2 separate regions of the Homo sapiens genome follow, and region 1 is linked to region 2. A link is a contact called in ENCODE Hi-C or POLR2A ChIA-PET data. All regions are on one chromosome and are shown on one strand. Each heading gives the region's core, a stretch centred on a gene start or an enhancer-like site at or near the end of the contact. The rest is flanking DNA. Distances are from core to core; before and after follow the strand shown.

Region 1 (2,700 bases), core at 132-2,631, 920 kb before region 2:
GCAGAAAAATGTTCAAAGTAATGCACTACTAAATTTAGTTAATATTTAGTCCATGTAGTGAGTCAGAATGAGATTACCACTTAATAGGAATGAAATAGTTATACAATGTTACTAACTTCGCCACCTAAAAAGAAACACTATTTCATTAGTGGCAAACCTTACTTTTGTATAGCGATGGGGGCATTTGGAGGCAGGAGGCTTCTTCAGGTCAAGGAAAGCATCTCCACTTTCTGTTTCACCCATACTTCTCCTATCCATGGCTCCTTGGTCTACAATGCTCTGCACCTGGAAGATAAATCGGCACAAAATTGTCACCGAGAACAGTAAGTTTTCAGAAATCTTGGCTGTTTCTTCAGAAGCTGAAACTTTTTAATCTCTCAAAACAGCTAGTGTTAAAAACAAGTCCCCACCCCAAAATTATGCTATAAATTAGAACTTGGAGATAGAATCATTGGTACTCAGTTCTCTTTCCTAGTATCCTAAGCATCAACATGGTAAAAAGTAGAAGGTGCCCAATTCAAGGTATATAACCTTTAAGCAGCTTTAACACAAGAGAAACCAAGATTAGTAGCTGCCACCCATGGGGATCTTTCAAGACTGGTGGGGAAGTTTCCCGGAGTGGGGGCAGGTAGAAGACTGGTTAGGCTGGGAACCCGCGAAGTCTGTTGGAAAGTGCCTGTCACTTGCCAATGGACGGCGCCAGCTGCCCCTTGTTATCCGGCGATCAGGGACTGGGGACGGGGCCCGAGCGCCCCTCGCCAGGCCAGCCGCACCTGTGGCCATGTCAGGGGCGCCGATGGCAAGGAAAGGGCGAGCACCGGCTTCAGCTCCGAAACTTGGCTTCCCCGGGCCGCGACCCCAACCCGCAGCCCCTCACGCAGGCCCGGGCCCAGCGGCCTCCTTCGGAGGAAGGGCGGAGACCGTACTCACTGAGGGGCGGCCGGCCGCAGGGAGGAGGGAGGCCGAATCTCCCGGCCCGGGCGCTTCAAGCTGGAGCTAGCGCAGGCCCGCAGCCGTCCTCCCCGGCCCGGCGGCTCGGTCCCCGCCAGCCAGCCCGCCGGCTACCCGCCGGCCGCCTTGCGGGCCTCGCGCCCCTGCCCACCCCCTGCGGGCGCCCCGGCGCCCGCGCTCACGCACGCGACCCCGGGAGCAATGCGCCCGCGCCCCTTCTACACCCGGGAGCACCGGGCGCGCGGTGCCCCGGACCCAGCCGCCACCGCCGCCGACCCTTACTCGGTGCCTCCGCCGCTCGGCGGCCCTTTGCCTCGGCCGCCGCTCCCCTCCCCGCTGCCCGCACCGGTCCCAGCGCCGCTCCCCGCAGCCTTCGCTCTCGCGCCCCCACCCCGACCGGCTTGGGCTGTCTCTCTTCAGCCGCCGTAACTGCAGCCCGGCCCTCCGCCCCTCCTCTTCGGCCCCCTCCCCCTTAATAACTCCCTCCACGCACCCTGGCCCCGGCGCCGCCTTCCCCGCCGCGCGCCCGGATGTGAGGTGGCTGCAGCGGTGCCGGGCGAAAAAGAAGCATCGCCGCGCGCTTCCCGGACGCCAGCCCCTGCGCGGGCCGGGGGGTGGGAAGGTGGTGGCGGCGAGGAGGAGGCCACGGTGGGGATAGCGGAAACCCGCTCCCGTGCGCGCAGGCGGTCGCCGTGGGCAGCCCAGAGGCCACCGCCGCCGCGTTCCCACGCGCGCTGCAGGGCAGAGCGGACGGCACTTGGGACCCGCGACTCGCGGCACGCCACTCTCCCGGAGGCGGTGGCTAGATGGGGCTGGGCTGGCGGCTAGCACGGCCTGTGGCGCGACGACCGCTGTATTTGCATGGTTCGCATAGGCAGAGAACCGTGGGGCTTCGGCAGTGGGAATTTGAGATAGGAGATTGGGGTCTTCCGAGCCTTCCCAGTGCGGGTTCGAACCTCAGCTGTTTTGCGAGTGGCGTGATCTTAGGCAAAGCTGACTTAACCTAAGTTTCGGTCGTGTTTCTAAAATGGCCTCTGTAAATCTATGAGGCTTATGCGCGAGTACTGGTTGCTGCATTAAAAGACAAACTTGTCACGATTGGCTTTGATAGCGATAAAGGCGACTAACAAATTCATTGAAATGTTGTTTCCCTCCGGTAACCTGAATCTGTCCTTAGCCTGCACAGAAAGGGGAAGTGCGAGTGGAGTTGGGGAAATGAGACGGCGAATGTCAAGTGCTTACCACGTAGTGCAGACTCAGGCTGACAGGGGGCCACAGAAATGCAAATATGTGAGCAGTGTGGGTAACTGCATCCTGGGGAGGAAGTCCTATGTGCTGGAATACCACAAGCACCCATTTCTGCCCTGTGGTACTGCGCAGCGTTGGTGTGAAGCGATACATAGGCGTGAAGTCCCGAGAACGCAATTTTCCTGGTTAAAGGACAGCAACGTCTACATTTCTTCCAAGAGGCCTACTTTGTTGGAACTTCACTTCACTTGTGAAATTAGGGTGTTGGGCAGTGAGTGACCACTAACTCAGCTCCCTTCTTGTGAATCTTGGCAACAGAAAACTTTTCGTTTGTATTACTGAATAAAGTGTGTTTCTTACAAACTGTTTTTTTACAGGCAAGAGGCAGAGGGAAACACTTGCACATCAGGCCTGAGTTTGCATTCTCATCTCTGCCACCTCCTACAAGCTATGGAGAGTTAGTCTATTGATTCTTAGTTTTACCTGTGAAATTGCGAAGAT
Region 2 (2,700 bases), core at 65-2,564:
TCCTAGGCACAAAGGATCTTCCCGCCTTGGCCTCCCAAAGCGTTGGGATTACAGGCCATGAACCACTGCGCTCTCCCTATGTTAGATTTTCTATTCCTTCCTTCAGGGTAACGGTTTCCACACAAAGAAAGTGGCCAAACAGCAAACAGAACACAGATTTATCCCCGTGCGCTTTTTCTTCCCTCAGTGTAAGTGACTTGCCAACAAGGGAAACTCAGTAAGCTTTGATTCTGAATAAAAGAATGGAGTGACTATTGGGAGCTGTTTACCAAGACGTGAGACGAGACGGTAAACCTTTGAAGCATTTACTTGGCACCTTCAGGGATTTCAAAAACTATTTAAAAATACGTTGCAAAACTTCATAAACGTTTTCTTTTTTCACATTAATAAAAATATGAGCACAGATGGTGATGAAGGCCGAGAGATACAGAGCCCAGGCTTTCAAACTATCTGATGATCCTGAGCCCTCAAGTCTCCATCTGGGACGTCAAAGAAGTAAACCGGACATCAAGTCCTGGCTGAGCTTCTTCCTAGGTGGGTAGAGGAAGCTATGTCACCGACAGATCCTCGAGGTCCTTCTGTGAAGTGAATATTAAAATCAAACAGGCCCTGCCCTGCGCTACTGCAAGAAATGACATCGCTTTATTAAAAACCAACATGCGATACTGAATGCTGAAAACCTGGTTTAGTGAACAAAGGTTTGTAAACGTTATTTAAATAACCAGCATGACTCAGAGGAGGTGAATTCCAGTCCCAGCAAATGAACCTGGGGCTGGCTGTTCCACCCTGGAAAAGATCACTGAAGTTTCTGTGAACGTAAAACAGCTCACGATACGTTTATGAGACTGATCTGTGAAAACGCTTTGGAAACCCCAATTTCGTATTTATTTAGATTCCCATATCCACCGCACTTAGCTTGTCCTCGTGGTTCGGGGACCTCTCCTGGCGGGAGGTGGTGCCGGAACAGGTTGGGCGGCCCCAGAACCGTGAGGGGAGAAGGACGGGATGAGGGAAACTCTGCAAGGGGCCGGGGCGGACCCAGTGGTCAGGGGAGGTCCAGAGGGCGCAGTGGACGCCGGCCGGGCCGGGGACGGAGCACGGAAGGCCCCGCCATTTGCTCTCCTGCCTTACCTGCATGTTGGGCACGAAGCCCTTCTTGATCCTCCAGCAGTTTTTATTGATCTTCTCCAAGAACTGCAGCTCATCATTATAGCTGCGACTCATGGTGGCGAAAACTGTAGCAAAAACTCCCGGCTCCGCTTTGAAGAGCCGCTGCCGCGTAGTCCGGCTTCTCAGAGCACCGCCTTCCAAGAACCAAAGCGCAGGCGCGACCAGCGCCGCAGCAGATGAGCAACGGCAAGCGCCGAGGCTCAAAATTCTTCAGGCCAATGTCTTTCCTCTGGTTAAGTTGTACTGTCCTGTAGTGTATAACTTTAGGATCTTTATTAGTCGATTTCCTCTAAACTACAGCTAAGCGAAATCCAGAAGTTTAAAGTATAATCTAGTTATCTTTTGTTTTGGAAATGCTTTTCAGCAGCTTATGAAAACACCTTGAGTCTGGGTCAGGTTCGGTGCATTGGCTTGGAGTTTACACCCTCAGCTGGGAGGGGAAAAAGATAACGCCAGCAGCTGAGAAAGAAAAACCTGTTTGAGTAAATACCATAGCTGAACATTTATGTTTCAGAATGAATCTGGATATACACCAAATAACTTTTTTGGTCAGAAAGGAGCATCCCAAAGAATGAAGCATGGCAGCTTATCATTTATTCTGACAAACACTTGTGGGTGCATCTATTGTGGCCAGACATATACTACAAAATGATCAAATCACAGCCCTTATGGATCGCCAAAACTCCCCAGTCTAGCCGCATTTGATGATCAAGACCTCTTTAATCATGCTTTTATACGCCGTGTCTCTTGTTCATAGTGGTAAGTGAGCTTTAAGTGATTTCAGTTTCCAGTTCGGCCTCATGTCAACAACTGCAACTTTGGGATTAGAAAGACGCAAGATTCAATTTCTATCTGTGCCATTTACTGACTTGGTGTGATTAACCCCTCTTATCTCTGTTTCGTCATCTCTAAAATGGGATCATAATTCTTTCTTGAGTAGAAGGCTAAATGAAGTGACACTGGAGGGGTAATCAGCACGGGGCTTGGCACACGGCAAGCACTCTATAAACAGCTCTCCTCTTTCCATTCCCCCACTAGACTGTAAGTGCTGCAAAAAACAGTATGTAGTTTCCATTCATTTGTTGCATTATCTACACTGGTTCCGCTTTTCTTCTCTTCTGCCCCAATTTCTCCCCATTGATTAGGTGCTCTGACACATTAATATCATTCTCAGTTATGAATTGTCTGAGTTTAGTACTCTGCACTGCCATTTCATTGAATCTGTGGTGGGTGAAAAATCCCAAAGCTTGAAGTGATACAACTTTTAGAGTTTCCTGTGGTTACCCTGTTCCTTCTTGGAAAGATTTCAGAGGTAAAGAATTCTCTTTTAAAATCAAGCCTTGATGTCTGTGCAACCTTAGGTCTCTTCCCTTTTCTATGTCTTATTTTATTTTATTATTTTTTTGAGTTGGAGTCTTGCTCTGTCGCCAGGCTGGAGTGCAGTGGTGCCATCTCGGCTCACTGCAACCTCCGCCTCCCAGGTTCAAGCGATTCTCCTGCCTCAGCCTCCCAAGCAGCTGGGACTACAGG

What was found. Hi-C counts contacts between places; a loop is a spot of excess contacts on that map. ChIA-PET counts read pairs that join two places held with the same protein, here RNA polymerase II (POLR2A). Pooled maps may share reads with other maps.
Region 1: a map of dorsolateral prefrontal cortex shows a loop between it and region 2 (10-fold over the local background). The contact joins the promoter of EIF4ENIF1 here to the promoter of RTCB in region 2. A Hi-C loop is called at or near these places in 1 of 168 maps with a recorded cell type or tissue (dorsolateral prefrontal cortex) and 11 of 50 pooled maps. POLR2A ChIA-PET finds 5 or more read pairs at or near these places in 2 of 52 experiments (Caco-2 and GM12878).

What each region holds. Positions count from the first base shown.
Region 1 is chr22:31,488,461-31,491,160 of GRCh38, forward strand. It overlaps EIF4ENIF1 (eukaryotic translation initiation factor 4E nuclear import factor 1), which reads right to left and starts at 1,382. Exons shown (of 19, transcript NM_019843.4): 1 at 1,234-1,382; 2 at 163-285. The coding sequence starts at 258. RefSeq lists enhancers at 691-1,314, 1,315-1,937, 2,337-2,396 and silencers at 767-1,056, 1,137-1,786.
Region 2 is chr22:32,410,933-32,413,632 of GRCh38, forward strand. RTCB (RNA 2',3'-cyclic phosphate and 5'-OH ligase) reads right to left here and starts at 1,315. Exons shown (of 12, transcript NM_014306.5): 1 at 1,132-1,315. The coding sequence starts at 1,224. RefSeq lists an enhancer at 1,285-1,464.